Regions from separate parts of the Mus musculus genome. Here regions 1, 2, 3, 4, 5 and 7 are each linked to region 6. Evidence: chromatin loops called from intact Hi-C (ENCODE). Cell type or tissue: left cerebral cortex. All regions are shown on one strand. Links, peaks and the distances in the headings refer to the core of each region. The heading gives the core; the rest is flanking DNA.

Region 1 (4,404 bases), core at 170-4,169, 180 kb after region 6:
AATATTTTCTAATGTATTACATAGGAGCCCCCTGGTCACTGGCAAAGTCTTGGGTTTCACCAATCCATGTCCTAGTCCGGATGGGTTAGTAGCACAAGGACAGGGAAGCCACTGAGGATGGAGGAGGTGCTGGAGTGTGGGAAGGCGAGCCATTTCTTGGCCTGTAGGCCTTTGCTGATGAGCACATTGAGTTTGCTGACCAAAGGTTGACAAGTATTCATCAGTCAGCCAGCAGATACATTTTATTTGGGTTCATAGGGTTTAAAAACTTATTTAAAGATAGTCAACAGTCAAAGAAAGATTTCATTGAAAAGTCCATTTGGAAGGTCAGACCTAGTTAAGTCAGCTTCCCAGGGTCACCAGTTAGCCAGGGCTAGAAGCGCCTGCCTTTTTTTTTTTTTTTTTTTTTGCCTTTGTTTGGGCTTGGCGCCCTCTGCAGGCGACTGTGGCCGAGAGGTTTATGGTGTCTCGTCCCTCCTTCCTGCCCTTTGTCAGTCTTTAAAGCAGCATTGATTGTAGGCATAATTACTCCCAACAACAACGACAACAACAAGAAGAATAAAAGCGATTGTGTTTATTGTGACCCAGATAGTTATAGTTTTTTCACTATTTAAAGCCTCCTTGCTATGTTCATGAGAGTCCTTATATTTTCCCTTACCTCGACCTATTGTTTTTGTTTTTTGTGCTTTTTTTTTTTCCTGGAATAAAATTTCATTGCAGACTGACAAGTTTACTTTCAGACAAACAACCTTTCATACAGTCTGTATTTTTTATCATCTGAGTAGAAACTTTTCTTAAATGAGGTGATACTATAGTGTTTTTTTATATCTATTATTATATATTAGTTTCCCCTTATGTAAGTCCCATTAATCTAGTACTGACGGTGTGACACGTTATTTGTAAGGACTTCTTAAACTGTAGAAACACTATAAACTATTTTTCTTTCCTTTTTTCACAAAATTCTGCCAGCGAGTTGAAAACGGAGACTTCAACTGGATCGTTCCAGGAAAGTTTTTAGCGTTCAGTGGACCGCATCCTAAAAGCAAGATTGAGAATGGTAGGTCATTTTTTCCTGTGTCACGTAAACATCTATTGTAGTTCATTTTCATTACATTCTCCATAATGTATTTCCATATATAATTCACTTCCTTGGCTAATATCCTTTGAGGAATATTTGTTCATAATTTTCAAAATTGAACAGTATTAATTTGTGTGTTAAATGCTAAACTTCTATTATATTTTATTTTTTTAAAGCAGGTTTATTTTATTTTTAATTATGTGTATATGTGTGTGTGGGAAGGTATGTCATGGGTGGTGTGTACACAGAGCACATCCCCTACAGAGGTCACAAGAGGCCATCAGAGTCCCTGGAGCCGCAGTTGGAGGGTAGCTTGAGACAGAATTCCAGATATTCAAAGTGTTTGTTTGTCCATTTAATAAGCGCAGCGTTGTAGGCAGGTGGAGGCCTGGCTCCCCATCCCTTACTGGTTGTGGAACCTGCTGTGAGCGTCCTTCCTTCTGGAAGCATTAGTTCCCTTGTATAGCCCAATGAGGGGACAGACCCACGTCTTGGGCAGCTAGTGAGGATAGGATTAGAGACATGGATGAAGGGCCTCAAGGTGGCAGGTCCCTCAGCAGCTACACAATTGTCTTTTTATCCCAATGTTCTGGCTACCTTATTATCATACCTAGAACAGTCATTTCCCTCAGCTTTCCCCCACTTTCCCAACTTTAAAGGGAAGTCTGGGAAACGATGAATTGAAGTCTCTTAGCTCTGAAATTGTTTCCTTAGCCTGTTCTTTAGCACCTCTGGGTCCTGTGCTTCACTGATGTCATGTCTCCATCTAGTGGCAAGATTCGGTAAGGGTTGGGTGAGCGACCAATCAACCCTGGGTGGATTGATATTAAAAGACTAACCAGTCCCTCACAACATGACAGTGACATTGCCACACGTTTGGATGATTTTTCTTGGTTTTAATTAATTCAAAGTCCCCCCTCCCTCTCTCCTTCCCTCCCTCCCTCCCTCCCTCCCTCCCTCCCTCCCTCCCTCCCTCCCTCCTTCTCTCTCTCTCTCTCTCTTTCTCTCTCTCTCTCTCTTTCTTTCTTTCTTTCTAATAAAAAAGCTTGTCCTGTTCTCTTACTTGGTGTCCTGATAAATGGAATGGCGTTGATTGAGCCTTACCTGAAACAATCACCCACACAGGTGCTAGAGTGTGACTTACAGGGTGTAAACGCTGGCTAGCTATGTGTGCATGGTAAGCTATCCAGGCACTAGTTATTCTGTAACTGTGTGGTTTAGTGAGATAATCCAGATAGAGTACTTTGGCGCCTGGGGACATAGCAAGTGATCAATAAAATTAGGTATTATTACTGTCATCATCATTATATCAATGTCCTGATACCATGCTAAGTGAACGGCATCTATTGACTGTGTGGGGTAGCTCACTAATGGCAAGAGAAGGCTGGAGAACTAGAAATGGTGAAGAAACAATGTATCTGCAGGGTTTACATAGGAGAGCAGGACCATGGCCAGGGATTCCAGCCACAAGGAATTTTTATTTACTCATTAAAAAATTTATTTATTTAATCTTTTTAAATGAGCACACACAGTCTTAGATATTATTGTGCTATTTTTGAAAGAAGTGTGTTTAAGTAGAGTCTCCTCCCCATCAACCCTCCCACTGCTGGTACCCAGCCCTCCATCATCCCTCCCACTGCTGATGCCCAGCCCTCCATCATCCCTCCCACTCCATCATCCCTCCCACTGCTGATGCCCAGCCCTCCATCATCCCTCCCACTCCATCATCCCTCCCATTGCTGATGCCCAGCCCTCCATCATCCCTCCCATGGCCCGGTACCCCAGCCCTCTCTTGTTACCTCCCCTGGTGATTCTGACTTTCATGTCAGTCCCTCCTTGCTCTGCTTTTTTATCACTAGCACCTCTTTTTCACCCTCTCTTGCTTTCCTAGTTTTCTAGGCTTTATTTGTAACGACATCCATTTCCATACATACATGTATATATTACAAGCCAGGATCCACAGATGAAAGAGAACATATGGATTTTTGTCTTTCTGAGATTGGGACACCTCACTTAGTATTATACATCCCAGATTCATCCATTTTTCCCCCCTGGAAATTCCATTTTCTTTACAGCTGAGTAACATCCCATTGTGAATTGGTTCCACATTTTCATTATCCACTCTGTTCATGGACATCTAGGGTGGCTCTAAATCCTTTCTATTGTAAATAGGGCAGCAATAAATATGGATGTGTAGGTATCTTTGTGATAGGAGTCCTTTGGATATAGTGAGTGGTACGCTAAGTCCTACGGTCCATTTGTTTTTAATGTTTTGAGTAATCTCCATGAGGATTTCCACAATGGCTGTACTAGCTTGCACCCCACCTACATTGAATAAAAGTTCCACTTTCCACACGTCTCCAACAGCATCTGTCATCAGAGTTCTTGATGTTAGGCATTCAGAGGAAATTTAGTACAGGGAGTTTGCTACAGTGAGACTAAGAAGAAAGACAGCAACGAAGGATGCAGAGGGCGATGGAGAAGGTAGTGGGTTCCTTTGAGGCTGAGGGATGAAAGAAACAAAGGGGAGTTGGGAGGACGGAGGCCCGTGGAGGAAGAGCCTCTGCTGGTCCTCAGGGCTCTGAAGGGAATGCACCAGAGACTCTGCTGTCAGGGAAGACATCTGGCCGGTTCAAGGCATGCCAAGCCGAGATGGGAGCTCTGGCTGAAGTGCTGACAGACGGGAAGAAAGGTTTCCTTTGGTTGTCTTGCCATCTCTCCTACTTTGAGAGCAAACGGAAGTATGCTAGAAGGGTAGTCTGCATGGAGTAGTAGGTGGACCCAGAATTACAAAGACTGAGTTGGAAGCCTGGCTTGGAGCTGAGAGAAAATTTTTAAAAATGACAGGGTGAGCAGGGGTGCAGCCAAGAGCATAGTATGGAGACCCTCTGGTTCACTCCGGAGCACGTGATCTGGGGGGGGGGGTGTCATTCTTTCTCCAGAGCACGTGATCCCCTCGGGGTCATACTCCGGAGCACATGATCCCTCGGGGTCATTCTTTCTCCAGAGCACGTGATCCCCTCGGGGTCATACTCCGGAGCACATGATCCCTCGGGGTCATTCTTTCTCCAGAGCACGTGATCCCCTCGGGGTCATACTCCGGAGCACGTGATCCCTGTGAATGAGGTCACTTCACTTGCCTGGGCTGCCAGGAATCTGCCAGCAGCTGGCGAACCCTGAATGGGTGAATCCTGAATGAGTGATTGGTGGTAACTGGTGTGTTAGGAAATTAGTCCTCTTAACCCCTGGGCTGCAAGGCAAGGTTTTCAGTGACCCAAATTCCCGTGGTCACTTTGGATGACCGGCCAAGAGTAGATCAGTAACAA
Region 2 (4,404 bases), core at 211-4,210, 83 kb after region 6:
TGTATATTTTTCTTGCAGAGTTTTTAATAGCATGACTTAGAGAGGTCCTAGTTTACTAATATTACTCACAGCACAGTATTAAAGAATTTTATCCTCTGTATGGAAGTGGCACACATCTTTAATCCCTGTACTCAGTAGGCAGAGGCAGGCAGATCCTCTGTGAGTTCCAGGCCAGCCTGGTCAACAGAGAGAGTTCAAGACCAGCCAGGGCGACAGGGAAACCCTGTCTCAAAAACCAAAAACTACAGAAGAAAGAATTATTATCAAAAATATATAGTAAATATGGTAAGGAAAAATAATTTTCCTTTAAATTTTGGCTTGAGACAGCATCTTATCTCACACTAATCCAGTTGGACCTCCAACTCATGAAGCACTCTCATGCTGGGACCATAGGCATGGGCCACAAACTCAGGGCCATTTTTACTTATTTTTACTTTAGTCTTATGTGTGTCTACATGAGAATGTACCACATGGGTATGGGTGCTATTTTGTCCAGTAGAGTGTTGGATGCTCTGGGGCTGTAGTTAATGGCAATTGTGAGCCTCTCAACACGGGTGCTTGAAGTGGAGCTTAATTTGGGTCGTCTGGAAGATCAGGAAGCCGCCTTAACTGCTGTGTCATCTCCCCAGCCCCCATTTTCATCTCTTTTAAAGAGTTTTGTTAGGTCACACTTCATTCCTCATGTCTAAAACCTCTAAGGAGAATTCTATGAAAGGCAATGTAGAACCCTTTTTGGGAATAGAATAGACCCCTGTTGTTACAGGAGCTATTCAATGAAATCTGCCCCCCTGAAAGTGTTTTATGGATCTCTCTCCTGAGACTACTTATGAACGTACAGTCATGTGATGGCCAGGCAGAGTGACACAGGCCTGGGTTCCTGGAAGGAGGATCAGGAGTTTATTGTCATCCTTCTTTACGTATGGAGTTCCAGGCCAGCCTGGGGTTATACCAGACCTACCTCAAAAAACCCAAAAACAGCCGCATTAGCCCGTGAGATGGCTCAGTGGGTAAAGATGCAGGCCACCAAACCTGAGAGCCTGTGTTGTAGCCCCTACACTGTGGGAGGAGCAAATGACTATGGCCACTCTAAATCAGCGCAAGCCACCACCTCTGGCTCCAACTTTTTACTGCAGTTGATAGTCAGATGAAAAACTATAAGACTTGTAAAGCGGCAGCTTTAGAAATGGGTTGAGTGGGCTTTACTGTTAGCTTTATAGACAAAGGGGCGAAGCCTACTGAGACTGACATGCTATGCTTTTCTACATATTTCATTAAAAAAAATCTCAATTACGTTTATTCCAACAAAATTGAAATTGTTCAACGTATTAAAACCAGGATTTGGGAGAATAAAGGTAACATTCAAGTTTTGAGAGGGTCTTTGTTCTTTTTCCTTCTTTTTTTTATTTTTTAGTTTTCAAGACAGGGTTTCTCTTCATAGCCCTGTCTGCCCTGGAACTCACTATGTAGACCAGGCTGGCCTTGAACTCATAGATTCACCTGCCTCTGCCTCCCAGGTGCTGTAATTAAAGATATATGCCACCAACCCCTGGCTATTTTAAAGTGTACTCCCCCTCCTCCTTCTCCCTTTTTCTTTTTGGGAGGTCTTTGCTTTCAGGACTCTTAGAATATGTAATACACTTCAAAAGGGTTCAAGGCTCATTACAACTTTCAGGACTTTTACAGTTGTAAAGTCTGTTTCTTTTTCGGGGTTAACTTTTGAATGTAAGGAGAGGGTGTCTTTTTAACTCCCTTACCAAGGATGTGTTTGGCTAGAATTACCGAGATGCTCTGAATAACTTTCCAGTATATCAAAGTAGTATCCACTTAGTTTTGTGCTTGTTTAGCTTTATGGAAAGCCGGCAGAGCAGAAGAATGGCCTAAGAATTGCCTCCCTGGAGTCAGTGTTCCAAGTTGCTTCAGCCGGCACTTTGCTCGAGCGCCCCCTCTCTCCCTAGAGGTCAACACGCAACTGCGAGCTTTCAAAGGCTTGCACAAATCCCCGTTTCAAGGAGAAACCACTCAGAGCGCATGCTCTGGTGATAGTGGTTCAGTAGCGCCATTTTCGTAAGGGAAGGGCTGGCCACTAGTTCCGTCCCTAGGGCTCCCAGCATTAAAGTTCTCCAAACTGGATCAAAACGTTGCCGAACAAGTCCGGGGCCTCCTGGAGAGGAGCCTTTGTACTCCTTTGCAACGCTCCAGCCAAGACTACAGAAATCTTCTGTTCATTTCTCTTGTGGACAAGAGATCCTTTTCCCTCTTCTCCCTTCGCCTAGGATAGCCTACAGTCCGAGACTAGAGCCTTACACTTCTGGTGTAATTTTGCGCTCACACCTGTGGCCAAAATGAAAGGACTTGGAGAACTGGACGGGAATTTTTTTCCCCCTTGAGAACAAAGCCTAGGTGAGAGCAGACTCTAGTACTTACAGGGCATCAGTCCGTGTACTCAGGAGCTAGGAGGTATCGCTTCTTTTGAAAATTGGTTATAAAGACACAGATCCGATAGTGGTGAGAATAGGGGTTGGTGGAAAGATAGCTAGCGGTACGACCCGACATGGAGAAGGTCTGAGGTTTTTCAATGTGTGTGTCTGCGCGCGCGTGCGTGTGTGTCTCTGTGTGTGTGTGTGTGTGTGTGCGCGCGCGCGAGTTTAGAAGAAACTGAGTGAAGCAGGAAAGAGCTTGAGAGACAAAAAAAAATCTGGTGTGGAAGAAGAGCTAGCCGGTGCAGACGTGGAGACAGCATCTCAGCCCGCCAGGCAGTCGCAGCTTCCTGGGAGGCATTCACTCCTCTCTACCCATCCTTTTTCATTCATAAGTTTGTGGCTCCGCCTGACATCCACCCCACCCCCACCCCACCCAGGCAGAGGGCCAAGTTTCCTGTGTAGCAATTGGTGAAAGGCAACAAAGCCTTAGCAACTGGCTCCTAGTGACCCGCGGGGCGCCTGGTAACTGGGGCCCGAGGCCGGCTCAGAGAAAGGAGCCGAGCTGTCCCTTTAAGGGATGGCCGCGGAGTGGTGAAAGTGGAGGGGGACGAGGGAGGGCGGGGAGGCAGGTCTGGGGGCGGACCTAAGAGGAGGAGGAGGAGGAGAGGGAGGAAGAGTTGCTGCTGAAAGGAGGTGGCGAAGGAGGAGTCTGAGCAGCTGCTACTAGCCCCGCGGACACCTCCGGAGTCCTGCCCGCTGCCGCACGAGTGGCCACGGGCGCGATCCGGGCCAAACGTCTTGTCCTCCATGATCACTTTGGGAGCCGGGGAAAGACTTTGCCCGGCCTTGGGAGCTGGTGTGCGCCGTCCAGGTTTGGTGGAGACGGTGCAGCGCGAGAAGGAGGAGCTGCAGCTCGAGAAGCAGCAGCAGCCGCCGCCGCCGCAGAGTCCGGATCACAGCGGTTACAGCCCGGGGCGTGTGCGTCCCGCGCCCAGCGGGTTCGGTTCCCCACGGAATGTCCCCGGGGCGCCCCACGCGCTGACCCTGCAGCTGCCTCCGCCTTGGGCGACTGCCTCCTCCCTCAGGCAGGCTCGGTGATTGGGACCGCGAGCTCCCAGCTCTTGGGCAGTGGGGAAGCCCCCGGGGGCGGGTGACCTCAGCTGGCCACGACCCAGCCCTCCCCCGTGCGGATCTCGCTTAAGATGGCAGCGGAGTCTGGGGAACTAATCGGGGCTTGCGAGTTCATGAAAGGTGAGGAGCAGCCACCCGGCATCCTCCGGCCCTTCCACGCCACTCCCCCCCCCCAACTCCTCACGGCTCACCCCTTTGTCCCAAGCCTCTATGCTGGGTTTCTTTTCGGGCCCTGTGTCCCTCAGTACTGCGGCTCGGCGCTCGGGCCCCTTCTCGCTACTCAACTCCCGGAGGACCCCCTGCTTCCGGCTTCTTTTTTCGCGTTCTCACTCCCTCTGCAGCTTCCTCGTACCCGGACAGTGCAGGCTTCTCTGCTTGGGATCCTCCTGCAAACCTATCTTGGTGGGGAGCCTGCTGGTTTTAATCCTCCATCCGCTAACTCTCTACTTCCTCGGTGGCTGGCCCGTGTTTTTGGGACACCCCCTACCCCCAACCACACCCCCCTATCTTTCCTTCCTTCCTCTTGAAGTCTGCTAAGCTGCAGCGGCAGAAGCTCGCCTCTTTTCCCATTCCACCGCAGCTGAGGTCTGAAGGTTTCCGAACCAAACTTGTGTCTCCAGTTTTGCGGGTACCCACAGCTCCTGTCTGCACCCGCCCGCACGCAACCAGGGGGTGAGGGAACTCAGAAGATGCTCTGCCCCCTGCTGGGTCTTCTAGCCTCTTAGCAAGATGTGCTTTTGGGGCTCTGTAGCTTTCTGGAAGATCCTGTTTCTCCAAGAATCCCACGTGTTAAAGGTCTTTAAACGATGTGTAGCAGTTATTAATCCTTTGTGCATGATCTGCACTCTCAGTC
Region 3 (4,404 bases), core at 135-4,134, 87 kb before region 6:
CAGATGCAACCACAGACAGTGGGTAAGAAATAAGGATGGCTGTGCTCCAGAAAAATCTGATTTATGAACAGCTGGTTGAGCCTTGCCATGGGTGATAGGAATATCGGGTTTCTAAACAAGAGTAATTTTTTTTTCCCAAGACAGGGTTTCTCTGTACAGCCCTGGCTGTCCTGGAACTCACTCTGTAGACCAGGCTGGCCTCGAAATCAGAAATCCGCCTGCCTCTGCCTCCCGAGTGCTGGGATCAAAGGCGTGCACCACCATGCCCGGCTGAGTAATTTTTAAAGTTGAAGTTGTGTTTTAACACGATTAACTGTGATTACAATTTAATGTGTCGAAGAAGAGTTCAGAGTGTCAGGCATGGAATCACAAGTAATGGCCCATATTGCCCAACAGAAACAAAATGGACACCACAAACTTGAGTCATGTGTGTCACTTTAAACTGTTTAGAAGTTACTTAAAAAAAATAACTCTCAAAGTAAAAATTAATTTGAATACATTTGACCCCAATATACCCTAAATAAAGCCGCAACAGATAATCAACATAAAATTGAGACTTTTTACATTTCTGTTACTAGCAGGTCTTCAAAATCTATGAATTTTATACTTACAGACATCAGTTTGGATTAGCCCGAATTCAATAACTACATGTCTATATATTAAACATCACAAAATAATCACCAATGAGAGGCTGGGGTGGGGTGGGGGTTACACATCAGTGGTAGAGCATGCTAAGTGAGGGCACCACTTCAACTGTCAAAATCAAACAAACAATAAGACAATTAAATAACCTACAGATTCCTATATACGGCTGATGTTTTAAGTCCATTTTTCTGACTGCTTTGCTGGTTGATTCTGGACCTAATTTTAAATCGCATACCACAGTTTAACAGTCCAGCGACTCAATACATCAGTGTCTTCTTTTTGTTTTTGTTGTTTTTTAATTCAACATTTTTTTCACCGTTTAGTTTCTACAAACATTTTCACACCTGGTCTTCATTGCAATCAAATGAACAGCTAGACATATTAAATCAATTTAGCAAATGAGAAAATGTAATGTTCACAGAAACTAACAACTAAAAAGTTATTAGTAAAAGAGGGAAAAATCAGATCGCCTGTGGTTAGTGTGGCAAGTTTGCATTCATCTGTGCGATAAGATACCCTAGTGTAAACTCTGTGAAGATCAAGGTATCCCCAGGGGTCCGACGAAGGGCTTTACGGGTTGACTTATGTTTTGAATGTACAGAATTCCTGATTTTTCCAGTTTTGGGAGTTGGTTAAATGATTGAAACTGACGTGCGGATGAACCGAAATATGTCACTGAACGTTTTGTTTTGTTTTTAGATGGAGTTCTAAAGCTTCACCCCCAGTGTTCTTCAAAGGAGAGCATGAGTGAAGGGCCGGGCGACCTGAATCCTAGTGCGGACAGCTCCCTGAAGTCACCGTGAAGCTTTTGTGGAAATGACAGGGAGAATCAGAGTTGCCACCCAGAAAGGACAGGCTGGGCTCTGTCCCGCTGAGGGCCAGAACACGGACGTGAAGGAGTCGGCTTGCCATTTCCTCATTCCCTTTCCTCGCGTCCCCTCCGCAACGGCCGGCCCGGCCACAAACAAAGGTATCCATTAAGTCCGCAGGGTCCCTTCCCGATTCCCGGTGTGACAGTCCGACACCCGCGGACCGACCGATCCCCACGGAACCCAGCCGCCATCTTCCCCATTGGCGCGACCCCAACCGCCACCCGCCGGCTCCGGGAGCTCACCTCTCCTCGCAGTCTTTGCATTTCACTAGCAAGGGAACAAGCTGCTGGAACAGAACTTGACTCATGTCGGACCGCTGCCCCGACGGGAGGGTGAAGAAGCCCAGTAGGCCCGGCCTTCGGTCCCGGCTGCAAAGAAGAGCCGGTCCCGATGAGTTTGAGTTTGGCGCTCAGCTCCCGCGGAGGAGGAGGGAAACGATAAACAGAGGGAACGAAGGAGCTTTGGACCTCGTCAGCCACCGTCACCTTTTTCCGGTTCGGGCACCGACCGAGCCGGGCTGATGCGTCATTTCCGTGGACCCACCCCCCTCAGGCGGCCACGTTTGTTAAGGGAAGTGGGACCAAAGGGGACTGACAACTTTGGGCTGAGCCAGGCTTTCAAAAGGACCCAGCGTTATGGAGGCTCCGGCGGCGACTTCGCCCTCGATCGGATTTCCCATCGACGGCAGATGCAACTACTTCGTAGAAAAGAAGAAGCGCTTCTGCAGGATGGTGGCGGCCGCGGGGAAAAGGTTCTGTGGCGAACACGCTGGCTCCGCCGAGGTCAGCTATCGCCCTCCCTTCCTGGGAGTCGCGGGTCTGTGGGTGCTGGACCCCAGTCTCGCCCCTTTGACAGGTTCCTGCTTCCGTCCCATGGATTTAAGTAAATGCAGTTCTGCCCACCGCTCGGAGCCGCGAGGAGCCCCCGAGGAGCATTGCTTTCTTGTACTAAAAGCTCCCTCTGCTGTCTCAGAGACCCTTACACTCATCCTTCCTTCCGCTAGTCCCCCATCCTCAGGGGAAGTGATTATTTTTATAAAGGAGTGCTTGAAAAAGATCACTAGGTTTTATTAACTGGGTTCTAATTAATTATAGTTATTGTTTTTGAACGATAACCACTTGTGAATGCATGGGGAAGAAACTTAGAAACAATTTTTGTTTGTTTGTTTAGACTTGTAGATTAGTAATTTGCCTGTTCTTTATACATTAGGAGCCACTAATACTTTTGCACTTACAACCAAAATGTCTTATGACATTAATGTCTGTTGAGAGACAAAAAAAAGAAAAAAACAAAACAAAACAAAACAAAAAACTTTGCTTTCAACTTTGAAGTTTGTTATTTTACGTTTATTTTTCCTTCTCCGTCCCAGAATAATAATTACAAGTTCATAAGGTGTTTTCCTGGAGAGTTAAGTCTAAAGTCACAGGAAGCCTCATTACCCTCTACACCAAAAAAGAAAACATTTTACTAACCTGCTATACACTGTTTCTAAACTCAAACAATAGATTTTAAAAATGTGTGTGTGTGTGTGTGTGTGTGTGTGTGTGTGTTCTGTGATTACGCTTTGAAAGTTAGAGTACTATTTCCCTTGAAAGACAACTTTCTGTTTTTGAGATGGGGATCTTGCTGAATTGCTCATATTGGTCTTGAACATCTGATCCCAGGAATTCTCCTGCCTTAGCCTCCCAACTAGCTGGTCTCCATCAAAGAATCACACTGGAATTTAATTTAAAAGTCTATACATGAAATAATGTTGTTTTTTTTAATACTGAAAATTCCTTAACTTTCTCTAAAATTCAGTGTGCGTATCTTCATGAACATTCTGAAATAAATTGAAATAAACAATTGAGAAAAATTAAGAGTAAATACTTGGTCAGCTTTGGCTGTAGGGCTAGTACTAAACGTTATTTTGCTTTTAAAAATTCAATTTTCACAAACCTTAGGAAGCAAGTCATACTATTATTCTACTTAATAATATAGTAAGTCTATACTTAATATAGAAAGTCTATACTATTATTTACATGAAGCAGTCAGGATTATAGAGTTAGCAGCTAATAGAAAGAGCTGAGAATCACACCTAACCACTGGCCTCTGGATTTAATAATTGGGCCATCCTGTTGCATCCAGGTTGATAGGATCTGTGGGGCAGACCTGCCAACATTGTTTCCCTTGCTTTTCTCCCAGTGCCTATAATTAAATGCATAAAACATAAAAGACTGTAACTAGCATTTAGAAAAGTTGCAAAGCTAGTGAATATGACCCATTCTAAATTGTTAAAGCCATGCCTTGTTGTTCCTGGCGTATTTTCTCCTGTACTCTATTCTGAGAGAGGGTCTGAGGGTCACCCTGGCTGGCCTTTGGCTCTGTCTGCCCTTCCTCTGGAGAGCTGATATTCAAAGCATGCTCCACCACGCCCATCATTTCCCCATATTTGAACACCTTTAGACAAATACGCATTTTAAAATCAATTTAAATGGGCAACACTTTTCAAAAAGAGCAAGGATGCAAGTAATGAGTATTTTAGTCAGCTCAATTTAGCCACTTATACCCAGTATATATTTATTTCAAAAGATCATTTTGTACATGATGAATATTGTTGTTAGTTAATCCAAAGTACATGGTTAACATCTTTTCTTAATGGTGCATACAATTACTGTACCCATTTTTAGGAGGTGTTATCTCTGATGCAAAATTACATTAGCAAGCCAAAACAGTACTTATTCATTCATACAGAAGCGAGCTACAATGAAGACTCTTATTATGCGGCATGACCTAATCTTGCTTATTTTTCATTGTATCCTTTAAGTTTTCTTACCTTATTTTAGGAATAGAAACACACTGTGGGTGTATCTAACATCTGAATGTAATAAACTTGACATTTAAATAA
Region 4 (4,404 bases), core at 158-4,157, 470 kb after region 6:
TGAAAAAATGTTCAACATCCTTAATCATCAGGGAAATGCAAATCAAAACAACCCTGAGATTCCACCTCACACCAGTCAGAATGGCTAAGATCAAAAATTCAGGTGACAGCAGATGCTGGCGAGGATGTGGAGAAAGAGGAACACTCCTCCATTGTTGGTGGGAGTGCAGGCTTGTACAACCACTCTGGAAATCAGTCTGGCGGTTCCTCAGAAAACTGGACATAGTACTACCGGAGGATCCAGCAATACCTCTCCTGGGCATATATCCAGAAGATGCCCCAACAGGTAAGAAGGACACATGCTCCACTATGTTCATAGCAGCCTTATTTATAATAGCCAGAAGCTGGAAAGAACCTAGATGCCCCTCAACAGAGGAATGGATACAGAAAATGTGGTACATCTACACAATGGAGTACTACTCAGCTATTAAAAAGAATGAATTTATGAAATTCCTAGCCAAATGGATGGACCTGGAGGGCATCATCCTGAGTGAGGTAACACATTCACAAAGAAACTCACACAATATGTATTCACTGATAAGTGGATATTAGCCCCAAACCTAGGATACCCAAGATATAAGATATAATTTGCTAAACACATGAAACTCAAGGAGAATGAAGACTGAAGTGTGGACACTATGCCCCTCCTTAGATTTGGAAACAAAACACCCATGGAAGGAGTTACAGAGACGGAGTTTGGAGCTGAGATGAAAGGATGGACCATGTAGAGACTGCCATAGCCAGGGATCCACCCCATAATCAGCATCCAAACGCTGACACCATTGCATACACTAGCAAGATTTTATTGAAAGGACGCAGATGTAGCTGTCTCTTGTGAGACTATGCCGGGGCCCAGCAAACACAGAAGTGGATGCTCACAGTCAGCTAATGGATAGATCATAGGGCTCCCAATGGAGGAGCTAGAGAAAGTAGCCAAGGAGCTAAAGGGATCTGCAACCCTATAGGTGGAACAACATTATGAGCTAACCAGTACCCCGGAGCTCTTGACTCTAGCTGCATATATATCAAAAGATGGCCTAGTCGGCCATCACTGGAAAGAGAGGCCCATTGGACTTGCAAACTTTATATGCCCCAGTACAGGGGAATACCAGGGCCAAAAAGGGGGAGTGGGTGGGCAGGGGAGTGGGGGTGGGTGGATATGGGGGACTTTTGGTATAGCATTGGAAATGTAAATGAGTTAAATACCTAATAAAAAATGGAAAAAAAAAAAGAAAAAAGAAAATATCTAATAAAAATTATATTTTGCTTTTACTTCAAAAAAAAAAAAAAAAAAACTTTGGCTAAAAGCAAAAGGCTGCATTCTAAAGAGCAATAGTACATGATTTAAGTCTTATTATTTGTTAGATTATTATTTTATTATTTCCTATTGTATTATTATCATTATTACTACAACTATTACTATTATTATTATACAAGAGCTATACTTGCCAGAGATAAATGAATTTTTATTCCTACTATTTGGGATGGCTGAGTTTTGAAATAGTGAGTTATTCTGATAATTTATTGCACAGTACAATTCTGTGTTTAAAATCATGCCTTTGGTTTAACTGAGAAACCTCATTGTTACATAAAATATGTTAATGGGTGATATAAGTTTATTTAATATGATCAACCTAGGCCAGGATTCACATAACTTAATAACATACTAATTAATTAATTAATTAATCATGGGGCGGGCCATGAACATGGCATGGCATACAGGTATTGGTCAATGAACAAGTTTAGGTAGTCCGTCTCCTGCTTCCAGTATGTAGATTTCAGGGTTTGAACTCAGGTCCCAGGCTTAGTGGCAATCACCTTTCCTGGCTGAGTCAACTCACTCTCCCTAACTTAGTCTCTCTTTAACTTCACTGCAGAAGACATTCTTAGGGAAAATCAGGGACACCGCTAAGGTAAAAGATTTGCTAAGTTTACTGGAAGGGAGCTAAAGTGACAGAAATCAGTCTATTAGGCTGCAGTGACATCTGCTGGTAAGAAAGTTAATTCCTAAAAATTGTGTTTCGTAAGTAGGACTTTAGTCTTCGCAACTCAAATTTGCATTCTGGGTTTGGCACATCAATGGCTGTAAGTAGAAATTTATGGTTCTTGCTAGCCTGTGGCAACTTTCCATATGCACCTTATAAACCAGCGGTTGTCAACCTTCCTAATGTCACACCCCTTTAATACAGTTCTTCACCTTGTAGTGACCCCCAAACATAAAATTATTTTCATTGCAACTTTATAACTGTAATTCTGCTACTGTAATTGTAATATAAATGTCTGTGGTTTCCTATGGTCATAGGTGACCCCTGTGAAAAGAACTTTCAACTCCCCAAAGGGGTTGTGACCTATAGGTGGAGAACCACTGCTATAAGAGAAATGTTGTTAAGGAGTGGGTGTTGCCCCGTCACAGGGCACAAAAGCAGTGCTCTTGGCCCCCCAGGGCACAGTGACCCCTGAGCACAGCCCAAGCCAGGTCTCACCCTTGGCACCTCACCAATACTGACTCCCGGCCTGAAACTGGCCGGTTGAGACCTAGATGTAGGCATTCTTCTATTACTGTGAAATTTTATTTATGAAGAATTGGAAGGAGGCAGCTCTAGGCCTTGGGAAGTGTACCTCTTTTCTATACACTTTCTTTCAGCAGCTAGCATCTTTACCACTCACCCCCTGCCTTTCAGGTCCCACTCAGCCCTCCCCCACTGACACCCCTACTTTTCTGGGGCCTGCCCAGACTATTTTCCCCTGTGGAAAGCATGCCACATTGCCACCTCCCACTTCTGATAGGGATCACCTGGAAAAGATGGAGGCATCTCCTCTATTTTCTCAATAAAACAACTGGTTGTTTTGTTTTGTTTAAAAAAAAAAAGGAGTGAGTGTCCTCAGAGATAACCGCTCCCAGCATACTTGTCGGATGGTGATCCATCCTCCAACACTAGGCTACACAGCCGTGTTTACATCAGAATTTGCTCCGACGCTCTGCTCTGGACAGTTGAGCCTAGGCTGTAAGTGAGAGCACCGAGTTTCAAGATGGGGATGTTGCAGGGTAGAATTTTCTTTTGCCCAAAAGTAAGACATGGATGCTACTGTTTTTGTTGAAGACAGGGCTCCAAGTAGCCCAGGGCAGCCTCAAACTTGCCCTGTAGCCAAGAATGACTTGGTCCTCCTGTCTCCACTTTCTGTTGAGTCTAAAGTGTGTGCCCCACATGCGTCACAGCATATGCTGTGCTGGGGACTGAACCTGTGGACTTGTGCATCTCAGGAGAGCATCCCACTAACTTAACTACATGTTCAATCCATGCTTGCTACCTTTTAAGAACAACTGATTCAACATCCTGCTTTAGGGTCATCAAACTTTACAATTGGAAAGAAATTTTGCTAATCATTTTGTTTGCTCCTTTCTTTCATGAGGAAGGTGAGAAAAAAATAAGTTAAAATACTTGGATACCTGGAAGATTCTAGAAAAAAAAAAAGAAAAAAGAATGTTCCCATTCTGATAGCCTTTACTAGATGTGTATTGCTTGTGATTTAAACAAACAAACAAACAAACAAACAAACAAACAAACACACCCTTATGCATGCAAACATGCTTTAAAATTTATATTTAGCTTTCTCCAATACATTTTTGCCAGCTTTCTCAGATTCAAGATATGCTATTTGAATACAGAGAGTATTATGTAATGCTTCTATCTGGCACATCCGAAATATGCTTTTTTTCCCCCAAGTCCTTCTCAGAAAAGCAAGCTGTCTTCTGCATTTCTTCAATGTAAGAATGGAAGATGAATGTGGACCAGAGGAGAGGAATCAGTCCGAAAAAGCCATCACAGGAGATGTCTGTGGCTTTCTGATGGAGCCATGCTCACAGCCTCACACACTGGACGTGTTATCAGACAAGCACATTTTCCCTCGAGTTTGCATCCCCATAGGCATTGTCACACTAGCATGGAACTTACAGGTGAGAAGTCATGCCATGTAGATAAGTAATAACCAAATGACCTAACAAATGGTGCTAAGCAGGCTTTTTCTCAGCTGTGTCACTGTCAAATCCTCTCTGTTCACTGGTGGGTGCTTAGCAACATCCCCTTAACATATCAGTGGTGAGTAGCACACCTCCAGTTGTAACAACCAGAACAATCTGCCCCAAACTGCCAGATGGCCTAGAAACACACACACACACACACACACACACACACACACACACACACACACAGACACACACACGATTAGTCCAAGTTAACACCTGGTATGAAATAAAGCTGCTTTCTTGTGATAAAAGCAAAACAAACAAACAAAAAAGAACTAAAAAATAAAACCCCAATTGGGTTTTTGATATTTTCTTCTCGGAAATCAATGAAATGCTGAGATACAGAGACTCTGTCACATAAATTTCATGGGAATTCTCTCT
Region 5 (4,404 bases), core at 278-4,277, 240 kb before region 6:
TCAAAAATGGAAAATAGTGGATGCAGAGAAACAAACGCTCCCAGAGTCACACATGCCCAGTACCTGGCGTCTATGCACACACTGGGCTGAATGGACTGGGTCTCTTAGGCCAGGTCCAGCTGCCTCAGTCGGCCTCAGCCCTCACCCTGGCCTGCTGAACATTTGTGTTACCTCAGCGCATGCCACAAACAGCTCCCCAGTGCACTAGACAGAAAGCTCTGTGTTAGGGAATGTCCACAGCAGCTTATAGTCACATCTGTCTCCTTTGTGGTCTTTCTCTCATTAGTTCTATTTAGCTAAGGATTATTTATTATTAATTATTATTTTGTTTTACCATTTTATTGGGGGGGGAGGAGGAGCCTGCATGTAATGTATGTCATGTATATGCAATGCCCCAAGAAGCCAGAAGAGGGCATCAGATCCCTGAGACTAGAATTACACCCTGTAGGTGTGGGGAAATTGAACCTATATCCTCTGGAAGAGAAGCTAGTGTGCCTAACCACTGAGCCATCTCTCCAGCCACCTAGCTAAGAATTCTTGATCCCCTTTTATTGTAAAATCTCAGTCTAAAAATAAACTCTTCAGGGCAGTGGACTAGGAGGACTGTGTTTAGCCATGCCTCCCTGGGTGTTTGACTTTGTCAAAAAGATTACTAAGCAGATATTACTAATTGTAGTGGTATGAAAGTGTACCCTTTCAGACTGGAGATGGCTCAGTGGTTAAGAGCAGTGACTGCTCTTCCAGAGGACCCGGGTTCATTTCCCAGCAACCACAACTCTCTGTAACTCACACCCTCACACTGATATGCATGCAGACAAAACCCAGCCATGCACATAAAATAAAAAGAAAGAAAGAGAGAGAGAGAGAGCAGGCTTGCACAGAGGCACTTTGGCGTGATGCCTTTGCTCCGCTTTCTCTGTAAGATGGGTGCAGATTTTCTCTCCTTCCACCCGTCGCAAGCATTTGTGCTGTTGGCGTACAAGTTCTGAGTTCATTATCGCCAAGAAGAGAGGAGAGAAGCTTCGGGTACGCGTATAGGGCTCCTGCACGCCTAGGACGTGGCAGCGGGAGGTGAGCTCTGCCTCCGGTGTAGCTGTGGCTCCTGTTTGGTTCTTGTTCACGGGTGGCCCCGGTGGCCCGTGCGCTCTCCCAGCCTCTCAGCCGAGAAAGGCGACTCAGATTCCGCCTCGGAGGATTAGAGTCGTCAGGTTCCACTCACCATCTGACCTACACCATATTCTTACATGAGTAAGAACTAATTGTTCTGCGATATTAAAATGTTTTTTCTTTGTTTATTTCACCTTCATTAGGCCCCTGAACTCTTTACTGCTGAGAAGGCTTGGAAGGCTTTGGAAATTGCAGAAAAAAAATTGCTTGGTCCCCTTGGCATGAAAACTTTAGACCCAGAGTAAGTTGGAATATTAGTATTAAGAAGGTTGTTGAGTTGGGTGGTGGGTGTGAATGCCTTTAATCTTAGTACCCAGGAGGTAGCAGAAGCAGGTAGCTCTGAGTTCAAGGCCAGTCTGGTTTACAGAATGAGTTTCAGGATGGACACAGAGAAACACTGTCTAGGAAAGGAAGGAAAGGAAAGGAAAGGAAAGGAAAGGAAAGGAAAGGAAAGGAAAGGAAAGGAAAGGAAAGGAAAGGAAAGGAAAGGAAAGGAGAAAGGAAAGGAAAGGAAAGGAAAGGAAAGGAAAGGAAAGGAAAGGAAAGGAAAGGAAAGGGGAAAGGGGAAAGGGAAAAGAAGAAGGCAGTTGAAATTGTGTTTAACCCACATAGATTAGTATTATTAGTATTAGGCTAGAGAGATGACTCAGCAGTAAAGAGCACTGACTGCTCTTCCAGAGGTCCTGAGTTCAATACCAAGCAACCATAGTGTGGCTCACAATCATCTGTAATGGGGTCTGATGCCCTTTCTGGTGTGTCTGAAGACAGCAACAGTGTACTCATATACATAAAGTAAATAAATAAATCTTTAAAATAGCTCTTGAGCCCAGCATGATGGCGTATACTTGTAGCCCAGCCTCTGGATAGTTGAAACAGGAGAATTGAGAGTCCATGATGGCCTTCCACTGTCTCACAAGTTTGAGACCAGCCTGGCCACATGAGAGCCCGCCTCGTGAGGAGCAGTTGGAAGGATGTAGCTCAGTGGTAGAGTGCATGCCTACCACATGTAGGACCCTGGGCTCTGTCCTCAGCACCACACCCCCATATTCATTTATGTGTATAAGTGTTCTGCCTTCATATATTTCTTTGTGCCACATGTGTGCCTGGTGCCCTTGGAGGCAGTAAGAGGGCATGGATCCCCTGGAACTGGAGTTACAGACAGTTGTGAACCATCATGTGAGTGCTGGAATTGAACCCAGGTCTTCTGCAAGAAGAACACATGCTCGTAACTGCTGAGCCATCTTTCCAGGCCCTCAAGGACAGTCTTTATGTTTTGTTTTTGTGGATAGTTTTTCCATACTCCTGGATAACCTACACTTGTTTGTGCTATTTTAAGTGGCAGGCATATGTGTCCACTTGTAGTGGTGGCTGTAATGATCTTCTTTTCCAGAAGTCTCCGTCCTTCCTGGACAATTGCACCACTCTTTCTGCCTAAATCAGTAAAGAACTGTGGTTTTTTTATCTTACAATTTGCATTTGCAAATGTCTTTACTTTTATAACCCTTTTCCTAAATTTCTAGGGTCTTTCTGGGTTTTTTGTTTTTGTTTTCTTATGTTTTGCCTACATGTAGCTCTGTTGCACCACTTGCATACAGTTCCCACAGAGGCCAGAAGAGGGCATCAGATACCCTGGAACTGGAGCTACCGGTGGTCGTGAGACATGTGGATTCTGGGAATTGAACCCTCATCCTCTGGGGGAGCAGCCAGTGTGCTTACCATCTGAGCCAGGCTTTTATACTTTATCACGTGCTGATTTCCACTGCAGACCAGGCCGGCCTCTGCCTCCAGAGTGGGGTGGAATTAAAGGCGTGTACCGCTATACATGGCCTGCCTTCTTTCTTTCTTGGTTGGGTTTTTGTTTTTGTAGCTTCCTGGAACTCACTCTGTAGACCAAGCTGGCCTTGAACTTAGAGATCTGCCTGCCTCTGCCTTCCAAGTGCTATGATTAAAGTCATGTGCCACCACTGCCCCTGTGTCAACTGGCCTTTCTATATACTGATCTTGCTATTTCGTTTCTGTTTATTGAGACAGAGTCTTACACAGCTGACACTGACCTTGAACTCCTGACCCTCCTGTCTCAACCTCCTAGCATTAGACACATACCACCATGCTTGGCTTGATTTCGTTCTTGATACCCAAAATTTTGTTTACAGATACTTGTTATTTTTTTGTCTGTTTGCATGTTCAGCTCAGGTGTGGTGGCACACAAAGGAAGGTCTCTGTGAGTTCAAAGCCAGCCTGGACTACTGAGACATTTCCAGGGCAGCCAGGGGCGCACAGTCAGGCCCTGTCTCAAACTCTAAGCCCTCAAAAACAAACAGAAGACTTGCTGATCTCACTAAAAGTTAATGATAAAGGTTCATATGGCCACTTTGTGTCATGAAACAACATCTTAAAAGTTACAATTTAGTTAAATTGTACTTACTTACTTACTATGCATAACTCATCTGTTGGCAATGTTTATAACACTGCTCAGTATATAACTTTGTTTTAAATTCTACATATTATAGCAATATCTATTCAACTGTTATTTATAATCTGACCGTATACTCATTTTACTTTTTTAAAGATAGATTTATTTATTTATTTATTTATTTATTTATTTATTTTATGTATATGAGTACACTATAGCTGTACAGATGGTTGTGAGCCTTCATGTGGTTGTTGGGAATTGAATTTTTAGGACCTATGCTTGCTCCAGTCGGCCCCGCTCGCTCAGTCCCTGCTTGCTCCAGCCCAAAGATTTATTTATTATTTTACATAAGTACACTGTAGCTGTCTTCAGACATACCAGAAGAGGGCGTCAGATCTCATTATGGGTGATTGTGAGCCACCATATGGTTGCTGGGATTTGAACTTAGGAACTTCGGAAGAGCAGTCTCTTACCCGCTGAGCCATCTCGCCAGCCCTCATTTTAGTTTTTGTTTTTTGTTATTGGTTGTTGTTGTTGTTGTTGTTGTTGTTGTTGTTGTTGTTGTTTGTTGTTTGGTTTTTTGGGTTTTTTGAGTTTTTTTGAGACAGGTTTTTTTTCTGTGTAGCTCTGGCTGTCCTGGAACTCACTCTGTAGACCAGGCTGGCCTCCAACTCAAAAATCCACCTGCCTCTGCCTCCCAAGTGCTGGGATTAAAGGCATGTGCCACCACTGCCCGGCCTCATTTTAATTTTAAAATAGCTTCATAGAGAAATTTAAAACATGACCCTACATGGACTAAGGTTGTATAAATTGTGGGATACTTC
Region 6 (4,404 bases), core at 195-4,194:
TTTTCATTGTTTTCTTATTGATTCTTCTTTTGGGGGTCAGGGTTTTACATAGCACCCCCATTTTGAATACATACAATTGTGGCCAAAAACCAAACCAAACCAAAACCCAAACAAGCAGACCTGTTGAGCTTGCTAGGCAGACTCTACCAACTGAGCTACACACCAGCCTTCTTGTTGACTTTTCTTGTTGACTTGAGTGGGAGCTCTCTAAACTATGCAGTAACTTCTACAAAAATGAGATTCCCTGCTGTTCTTTGGTTTGACAATTTCCAGTTCTCATACACACAATAACCAGAAAGTTCTAACTTCACTGATCTTGTGAGGCTTTTGATGTTAATTTTTTTTTTTAATGACATAGGCGTTATTTCTGCTTTGGGACTGTTTTAAGTAATACTGCTTTTGAAACTTTAGACAAAACCTTTTGTGAAGACACATTTTCTTTCTTTCTGTCTGTCTGTCTGTCTGTTTTTTGGTCTTTCTGTCTTTCTTCCAACCTGAGAAGAATTCCTGGGGAAATCCCAGTTCTGAGTGTCTCTGTTGCCTATACTCACTCCTTCAATGCAGGTTACAATATCACTTACAGCTTTTTGGACAGTTTCTACCTCATACTTCTATCTTGTCCACTTCCTTCTACCACCCAAGTAACAGCAGGAGTTCGGCTTTAGAAAGCATAAGCTGGGGTCGAGACTATAGCTGTTTGGTACAGTGTTTATTTGGCATGCATCAAACCTCGACATCAGCCTCCAGCACTGTGATTAATAAAAACAAAAAGGATTAGCTTTCTTCAGAGGGTGTTATATTTATGTAATAGGAATCTAATATGTATGATAATCAAGGTACCACAGGGAAGATGGCTGCTCTTCCATAGGACCCAGGTCAGATTCTCACCCGTGTGATTGGTGGCTCACAATCCTCTGGAATTCCAGTCACAGGGAATTCGATACCCTCTTCAGGCCTCTGTGTACAGATGAATGTGTACACATTATGCCCATTCACATAATAATAATTTTTAAAAAGTACAACATGTATATTCGCACAGCAGCCTTGCTTCAATGTCTTATTATTTCCTGTCTGTAAAATTATATCACTGGTATCTCCTTTTTTTAGGTTCTTAGGCCGCTAAACCATCTTCTGTACACTATAATGGGTTTGTGCCTCTCCCTTTGGTTTAGCGGACCATGAGACAAGGAAGTTTCTCTGAGTCTCATGCTAGGCCATGGGAAAAGCCGGAGTTCCCGAGCCAGCCGGGGGGCAAGTTTGTCATCCAAGAAGAGATTTTTTTTTAAAAAAAGATTTATTTATTTATTATATGTAAGTACACTGTAGCTGTCCTCAGATACCCCAGAAGAGGGCATCAGATTTCGTTACGGATGGTTGTGAGGCACCATGTGGTTGCTGGGATTTGAACTCAGGACCTTTGAAAGAACAGTCGGCGCTCTTAACCACTGAGCCATCTCGCCAGCCCCAGGAAGAGATTTTACAGTTCTAAAATCTGCTAGACCACTTTGCAGAAGAGATTGAGTCGATGGCAGGTCAGTGTTGGCCTGGACCACACCTAGATTAGGACTGCTTGCATGTGAATCACTGTTGCTCTCTACTTAAACCTAAGCTTTCCATCAGAACCCTGAAGATAGACTAGGTTTATTTATTTATTTTTTTCTCTTCCCAATGGGACCACACGTAACAGATCTCTTCTTTCTGCCTTCCATTAATACTTATTTCTTGGCTTGGCTACTGAGAAGGTGTTGGCTGAGCCTACTTTGTTAAGGCCTGCCAGGGGCCAGGCTCTGACGGTAACATTTCAAGTAACCATTCACATCTTGGAGCACGTTCCAGATTGATTTAAGTAATCTACATGCTTCCAAAATACTGTGTTAGTACAGTATCGAAATTAGGCGACAGTGATGTTTCATCACACAATTCAGCCTCATTTCCCAGTCTTTGAGGTACCCGAGGATGCTGGAGAAGGCAGTGCTTACACATGATTGGGAAAATAAAATACCAGCCTGGGGGATAACTGAAGAATGTACCTGTTGGGGGGAAAGGGCTTCTGGAGCCTGAAGGTTTTGCTGTGTCACCCCCTTGTGGCCAGCCCAGTTCCCTGCTAGTTTGGGTACACAGTCGCACAACGCCCCGCGCGGCCTCTCTGAGCGCTGGGTGGAGCGCATGCGTACAGCTGCCGGCAGGGTCCCCTGGGGAATTCGTTTCCACAGCAACAGTTTCCCGGGAGGCGCGGGTTCTTTCTCCTTCCGGCGAGCTCGGCCCGGAAGCGCACTATCAGGCCTGCGGGCTTGCGGGCGCCTCGTCTTTTGCCGGTTGCAGCAGGGACGTGGTCGCTGCCGGCCGGGCTCAGAGGCGCCCGCCATGGAGGGCCAGCGGGTGGAGGTGGACGGTGGGATCATGGAAGGGGTGAGTGTGGGACTGCTAGGGGCCGGGGCGAGCCGTGGCGGCGGGGGCCTCCATTCAACCTCTGTCATTTCTCCACCCCGGTGCTCTCTACAGGGCGGCCAGATCCTCAGGGTCTCCACCGCCCTGAGCTGCCTCCTGGGCCTACCCTTGCGCGTGCAGAAGATCCGCGCGGGCCGCAGCACGCCGGGCCTCAGGTACTGCGGGCGGGCGGGCGGGCGGGGAGTTTGGGTAGGGGGCCTGGGAGCCCGGAGATCGGAGCCCGGGTTCTAGGGGGGAGGAGGCCCGGGCGGCAATTAAGAGTGCGGCCTTTGCTCTCCGTTTCTGTCCATAGGGCAGGCCGCTAGTTGTCCTTAGGACGCCTTGAAACAGGGTAGCTTGTCCATGTTCTTGTCATGGTAGGTTTATTGTTAATTGTTCTTGCAAGATATCATCTAGTCCAGGGTAATCCGGAACTTCTCTGCTAGGGTGAATAACCTTGAACTTTCGATTCTCCTGTTTCCACCTCTCAGATGCTATAATTACAGCTGTGTGCCACCATGCCCAGTTTATGTGGTTCTGGAAATAAAACCTAAGGCCTCCTCCACACTGTGCACGCCCTCTACCCACTGAACTACATCCCTGTTCCTCTAATCTCACCCTCTCTTTTCATAAGAATAGCAGTCAAATTGTATTACCGCACCCCCTAATAGCCTCCCTTATGTTGATTGTACCTTTAAAAGGCCTGTTTAAATGATCACATTTTGTGTGGGTTGAGGCCTCAAGGTGGGAATTTAGGGATGAGGAGTACATAATTTAGGTAGTACTGGTGTCACGGGGTGGTCATTGAATGAAATCAAAAGCCCCAGACAAAGTTCTCCTGTTGGAAGACATCACACTTGTTTTCTGGCCATTGCTTTTGTAACTGTCATAGAGTGGGGTATAGGCAGTCTGATGGCACACGTTTTGATGCAGTCTTATGACCTGAAGGCCTCAGCATTTATCTGGACTGGAAATGGTTCGTGATTTGTGTGGCGGGCACCTGGAGGGAGCAGAAATCGGCTCAACAGAGATAACCTTTACCCCCGAGAAGATCAGAGGTGGAGTCCACACGGCAGATACCAAGACAGCAGGGTATGTATGTCTCACTCAGTCCTCCATTCAGACCTGGGTTCAGATGTAGATTCTTTGGCTTCGAGGGAGTGCTCTTTGGACCTTTTGAGGTTCAGTTTTCTCCCTTTTTAAAATGTAAATGATAAGCCTGCTTGTTTAGTTGTAGCTGTTATTATTTACAGATTTCTTTTTGGTTTTTGTAAGGCAAGGTCTCCCTGTAAGTGAACACTAATGTTGAACTCATCCCGCCTGTCCCTGTCCCTACTGCCCCCACCCCCAGGGGCTGAGATTGCAGGCCTGTGTCACTACTATACCTGGTTTTCCCTTATTGTCTTAGTAAGTACCCATGTAACTCTAGAAAGTGTCGGAGGCTCGCCTTGCATGCCCAAGGTCCTGGGTTCCATCTCCTGCTGTGCAGGGAGATGCTGACTCTAAACATCCCAGCTGTCCCGGTTACCCCTCCCCCCTGGGGATGGAGCTGGACCGAGTTCAGTGCTTGATTAGTGTAAAGTTGCCGTGTCCAGTTCCCACTACCAGAAAATAAACAAAACAAGAGTCATAAAAAACCCCACCCAAACACACTCAGCCTCCTGGGAAATGGGTGGCTTAACAAACTGCTAAGAGCCCCTCCTAGCGTCCCACGATGACAGACTGTGGAGAGGAAGCAGCGTTTGCTTGCTTTTGTGCACTGTTTGGTTGATTGCATCCTTATTTTGCGTCTGGTACTGGAGTGCTAGCCCACTGCCTCAAGAATTCTGGCCAGGTTCGTTGCCTGAGGTTCATCCCCAGCCCCCGATTGCTTCTTAAAGTAACCTTTTTTTAAACTGCAATGCTCTGTTATGAAGCATTTGACAGAGTAAGACATTATATTATAAACCTTTTGACAGCCCAGAAATAACTTTAAAT
Region 7 (4,404 bases), core at 176-4,175, 150 kb before region 6:
CCAAGTGCTGGGATTAAAGGCGTGCGCCACCACGCCCAGCTCAGTCTGGTTTTCATGTAGCCTGGGGCTAACCTTGAATTTGCTGTAGAGGCTGGCCTTGAACTCCTGGTCACACTGTCTCTACAACACAAATGCCAGGACCGAAGATATGCACCACCACGCCTACCTTAGAACAACCTTCTTAATCCTCTACACCCATGCAAAATATGATCTCGGGATTTAGTTATGAAGTTTCTCCCACTCTCAACAGCTTGAAGTTGGACTTCAAGGAAGTTTCTATATGAGAATTTTATTTTTAAAGTAAGTATGATGAAAATCCTTACCACCCAAGATGCTTTTCTTTCCCCATCCATGAAAACTGGCTTATTTTCCATTTCTTGTCAGCATGCAAGTAGAAGAAACAGAACATCCAACCAGGTTTATTTTTAACATTTTATTTTGAAATTTACAGAAAAGCTACAGTAACCCTCACATGTGTGCCCCCTGCTTTCTCCTTTACCTTGTCTAATAGTTACTTAGGCCATGTAATAAATAGCCTGATGTTCAGTGGCCTGAAGAATCCACCCACACCCAGGCTGCTCTCAGATTTGTCCTTGAATTCCTGATTCTCCTTCATGCCAGGATCTAGGCATCCACTTCTATGCTGGGTTCACTGATTGTTGGTGATAGAATCCGCAGCCCTATGCTTACAGGAAAAGCACTCCAAAAGAACCAGCTACAGCCCCATCCCAGTAATGTGGCTAAGCTGGGTATTCATAGCTGAAGGTCTCATAAAGTTTGCAGTCAGCTCAAGGCTTGACCAGGCATAGAGGATCTCGTTCCAAGATAATCCACAAAGCTTTGAAGGAGATTTCAGCTCAACGGCAGCACCTCTCCATAGTTCCTCTGGTATTATGGCATAACAATCGGCAACCCCTGACTGGAGTAAATGAAGAGCCTAGCAAAAACATACAGTACCTTTTATGACCTCTCCTCTAAAGTCAGTGCTGTCATTTCTGCTTTGCCCTGTTAAAACAAGGTCATCCATCACTAACCAGGCCACAAGCCAGGAGAGGGAGGGAGCCCCTTCCACTTCTCCCAGGGAGGAATATCACTGAGTTTGGGAACATTTATCTTACTTAGAGCCACCACATCCAGGATCGCTGTTGCCACAGTTTGGTTTGTTTCCAGTTCCCCTTTATCGAACAGTTTGATGGGGGAAAGCATGTGTTGTGCTCGTTCATACCTAGCACTGAAGGTATATTTAAAGGAAAGTTTTCCAACAGTTACCAAAATGAAGACTTTGCTAGACATGGTGGCACATGACTTTGATCACAATATGGGAGGTAGTCAGGGAGATCTCTCAGTTTGAGGCCAGCCTGGTCTACATAATGTGCTGCCTCAAAGTAAATGTCAGTACTGTTAATATCACATTTCATATTCCACCTGTCTGCTCTTTCTACCAGTCTTCTAGTCAAACCAATTTTTAAAAGCCTATAAAGTATGGCATCTAGTTTACACTGGGAGAGAATGTACTGGTACGTGGGGGTATGTAAGCCAGCATGACCTAGCTGGGCATCAGATCAACAGCTAAAACTCCTCTACCTGCTACTGACCATTCCTGGAAAACTTTCCCGTTGTCCCCTTCAATTCTGTTTTGGTGGGGATGCATTTGATGCGGATGCTATTAGCCTGGGACGCCTGAGCATCTGAGAAACTATTTGTCAGATTTGAGTAGGTAAAAACTTTTCGGAACTTGAGTTCATCTGTGAAGGAAAAACTGTTAAAATAGCCATCGCTCAGCGCCTTAGAGGGCAAAAGCTAGGCAGCCAAAGCACCTGGCTCCACCCGCTCCCGCGGCACCTCCCAGTCCTCCGCTATTGCAGGGTTGGAGGGGCGTGCCCGCACTGCGGGGGCGTGGCTGCGTCACGGGGGCGTGGCGAGCGACTCAGCCGATCGCACGATGTGACGCGCCGCCCGAGGCAGGCCGGGCCCTCAAGATGGCGGCGTGCGCCCTGAGCGGCTCGGCCCGGCAGTAGTGGCGGGACCGCACTCGCCGCTGGGGCCGCCCGCCCCCTGAGTGGCTGCTGCAGCGCCGGGAGTCGAGGATGGTAAAATGACCCAGGGGAAGAAAAAGAAACGGGCCGCGAACCGCAGTATCATGCTGGCCAAAAAGATCATCATTAAGGACGGAGGCACGGTGAGTGCTGCTGGTTCCGCGCCGCAGGACGGCCCGGGTGCGGGCCCGGCTCGCTCTTCCCCCCGCTTCCGCCTTCGCTGGGCCGAGAGCGCCCTGCCCTTCCGTGCCGCCGGCGCTGCCGCGGTCTCGGCCTGCGGCCTCCGCGGCCTGGCTCCCCTGGACGCTGCTGGTACCTCCGGCGGGGCACTGCGTCTCGGAGCCTGCGGCCTCGGCCCACGTGCGCCCGGCCTCGGGGAGGAGGCGGCGGCCCCTCCGCAGCCTCGCCAGGCCCAGCGCGGCGCGCGGGGAGGCTGGGCAGCCTTGCGCTCCGTATGCTGTGGCGGGTGGCCGCCGCCGCGGCCCGCTGGGCCAGGGTACGTGCGTTGTCCCATCGCGGTCGCCGGGAGCCGGAGCAGCGGCTTGGAGCTGTTCGGCTACCTTGTCGGGGAGTGGGCTCGTCCCCTCTCCCGGCGTCGGAAGCCTGACCTTCCCTGGGGCCCTCTCCGTTAGAGAAATCTTCACCTTGTGCCTCAAAATAAGTCTTTAGAATTGGTCATGGCGTGAGGATCGGAGACAGATTCTGGCAGGCGGACTGAGGCTAAAAATGTGCCTTTTAGACAGTCGTTACTCGCAGAAAACTTTATGCACTGTGCAGTGTGCTACCAGACGTCGATATAGGATTTGTCATTGGAAAACAAACGTACACTTTTGTTGTGCTGTGTGTTTGTAGCGTTACACTCTGATCTTTGCTGACTCCTTTGGTATCGCGTTCCGAAATAGAATGGAAAAGTAAGATGTGTCTCTGTGGTGAAGTTGCAGACATTGTTTCTTTCCATTTGTTTGTAGTTTAATGGAGCCTTGATCAATGCTAGCAAAGCACTAAATATGTAAGTAGGCCACCGCGGAGGATTTGCTGAAATCAGTTTGAAATAAATGACAACTTTCTTTTGACATTTGAGAACATGGCCTAGTCCAACTGCCATCATTTAGAAAGCTTGGGACATATGGAACGATTTCGGAATATGTTCAGTTAACTGTCAGATTTATTAGTTGTCATAGCTTTGACTTTTAGTGAAAAAAGAGGGTTCAGAGCTTTCCAGATTTTCTTACTGTACCTGATCAAAGTATTACTTTGATGAATTCTCATTAGCTGTCTTGACCAAGTTAGTAGGAGCTATACTGGGAGGAAAGAATATCGTTGTCAGGTTTAGAGAGAGAAACTTATAACGAAGCATATTTTCAAAAACCAGGTGCTATTTAAGACCAATCTTTGCAAAAGACAAGAAGCAAGATAATTAAGGAGCAGACCTTTTTTTTTTTTTTTTTTTTTTTTTTTGGTTTTTCGAGACAGGGTTTCTCTGTATAGCCCTGGCTGTCCTGGAACTCACTTTGTAGACCAGGCTGGCCTCGAACTCAGAAATACGCCTGCCTCTGACTCCCGAGTGCTGGGATTAACGGCGTGCGTCACCATACCCGGCAGGAGCAGACCTTTTATAATGTTTGGATTTTTGTCTGGTTTGCTCTGTAAAATATTTTTTTGATGAGATAGTAGGGATCAAACTTAGAGCTCATGTCAGCCTCCAGAAGAGTCATTCCAAATTCTGACTTTGAGAAGAGATACATGTTTTTGTTGTTGTTGGGATTTTGCTTTGTGTCTGAGGACAGATCTCAGGTCGTTCAGAAAGACTTCAGACTTAGGACCCTCCTACTTGTGCTTCCCAAGTGCTGGGATTATAGGTGTGTGTGCTGCCATGCCTGGCGAGAAGAGGTTCTGTTTGTTTAAGTCTTTTTGCTATTTATAAAGATATAGCAAATTTCTAGCTTGCTTTAGTACACAAAATACTTTTTACTAGTAAAAATGTCTTGGTGGCACACTAAATCAATGAAAACTTTCCTTGAAAGTCAGGTCTTAAGAACATCGTCCTTTCCCATCTTACTCTGCCTCACTTTCCTTTTCATTCTGCCTTTTTTTTTTTTTAAGATTATTTATGAGCCAGGTGGTCATTCCAGCACTCGGGAGGCAGAGGCAGGTGGAGCTCTGTGAGTTCAAGGCCAGCCTGGTCTACCGAGTAAACTCCGTTCAGCCAAGACTCCACAAAGAAACCCTGTCTCAAAAACAAAACAAAGATGTACACACACACATGTGGAGAGCTGTGAGCAATCGCACACACAAGTGTTTTTGCCTAAATGTATGTATGCGTTCAGCATGATTGCCTGGTGTCTGAGGAGGTCAGAAGAGGGAATTC

The links. A loop is a pair of places that touch in the nucleus more often than their neighbours do. Peaks named below come from ENCODE experiments on the same cell type or tissue, not always from the same donor. Only the 100,000 strongest peaks of a DNase experiment are listed, where the experiment ranks them.
Region 1: it touches region 6 in a loop (3.0-fold over the local background); 31 of 42 quality-filtered maps call a loop at or near these places.
Region 2: a loop joins it to region 6, with 2.2 times the contacts of the local background. A loop is called at or near these places in 21 of 42 quality-filtered maps.
Region 3: it touches region 6 in a loop (2.9-fold over the local background); 17 of 42 quality-filtered maps call a loop at or near these places.
Region 4: a loop joins it to region 6, with 4 times the contacts of the local background. A loop is called at or near these places in 9 of 42 quality-filtered maps.
Region 5: a loop joins it to region 6, with 4 times the contacts of the local background. A loop is called at or near these places in 20 of 42 quality-filtered maps.
Region 7: a loop joins it to region 6, with 2.4 times the contacts of the local background. A loop is called at or near these places in 6 of 42 quality-filtered maps.

Annotation. Positions count from the first base shown.
Region 1 is chr3:116,329,448-116,333,851 of GRCm38, reverse strand. It overlaps Cdc14a (CDC14 cell division cycle 14A), which reads left to right. Exons shown (of 16, transcript NM_001080818.2): 8 at 970-1,057. Among named protein-coding and RNA genes, the nearest start is that of Gm46839, 74 kb to the right of the region's middle. In left cerebral cortex, for the core only: CTCF peaks have their summits at 448 (motif pointing left) and 1,847 (motif pointing left); DNase peaks (open chromatin) are centred at 432 and 1,834.
Region 2 is chr3:116,422,704-116,427,107 of GRCm38, reverse strand. Cdc14a (CDC14 cell division cycle 14A) reads left to right here and starts at 3,076. Exons shown (of 16, transcript NM_001080818.2): 1 at 3,076-3,671. The coding sequence starts at 3,623. It overlaps Gm40125 (a long non-coding RNA gene), which reads right to left and starts at 2,857. Exons shown (of 3, transcript XR_867571.3): 1 at 2,425-2,857. In left cerebral cortex, for the core only: a CTCF peak has its summit at 1,946; DNase peaks (open chromatin) are centred at 1,997, 3,036 and 3,834; H3K4me3 peaks cover 2,219 bases; H3K27ac peaks cover 918 bases.
Region 3 is chr3:116,592,534-116,596,937 of GRCm38, reverse strand. It overlaps Trmt13 (tRNA methyltransferase 13), which reads left to right. Exons shown (of 12, transcript NM_030016.3): 2 at 1,345-2,299. The coding sequence starts at 2,153. Sass6 (SAS-6 centriolar assembly protein) reads right to left here and starts at 1,980. Exons shown (of 17, transcript NM_028349.3): 1 at 1,760-1,980. The coding sequence starts at 1,824. In left cerebral cortex, for the core only: a CTCF peak has its summit at 2,470 (motif pointing left); a DNase peak (open chromatin) is centred at 2,002; H3K4me3 peaks cover 1,989 bases; H3K27ac peaks cover 973 bases.
Region 4 is chr3:116,031,453-116,035,856 of GRCm38, reverse strand. No RefSeq gene overlaps it. Among named protein-coding and RNA genes, the nearest start is that of Extl2, 25 kb to the right of the region's middle. In left cerebral cortex, for the core only: a CTCF peak has its summit at 1,980 (motif pointing left); DNase peaks (open chromatin) are centred at 1,967, 3,808 and 4,078; H3K27ac peaks cover 627 bases.
Region 5 is chr3:116,747,402-116,751,805 of GRCm38, reverse strand. Agl (amylo-1,6-glucosidase, 4-alpha-glucanotransferase) reads left to right here. Exons shown (of 34, transcript NM_001081326.1): 31 at 1,311-1,408. Among named protein-coding and RNA genes, the nearest start is that of Slc35a3, 37 kb to the right of the region's middle. In left cerebral cortex, for the core only: CTCF peaks have their summits at 404 (motif pointing right), 2,768 (motif pointing right) and 3,964 (motif pointing right); DNase peaks (open chromatin) are centred at 415 and 2,785.
Region 6 is chr3:116,505,950-116,510,353 of GRCm38, reverse strand. Rtca (RNA 3'-terminal phosphate cyclase) reads left to right here and starts at 2,179. Exons shown (of 11, transcript NM_025517.3): 1 at 2,179-2,409; 2 at 2,503-2,603; 3 at 3,376-3,519. The coding sequence starts at 2,365. In left cerebral cortex, for the core only: a CTCF peak has its summit at 2,101 (motif pointing left); a DNase peak (open chromatin) is centred at 2,169; H3K4me3 peaks cover 1,792 bases; H3K27ac peaks cover 1,038 bases.
Region 7 is chr3:116,660,170-116,664,573 of GRCm38, reverse strand. It overlaps Mfsd14a (major facilitator superfamily domain containing 14A), which reads left to right and starts at 1,897. Exons shown (of 12, transcript NM_008246.2): 1 at 1,897-2,179. The coding sequence starts at 2,096. In left cerebral cortex, for the core only: a CTCF peak has its summit at 2,033; DNase peaks (open chromatin) are centred at 213, 537, 1,904 and 2,446; H3K4me3 peaks cover 2,109 bases; H3K27ac peaks cover 1,508 bases.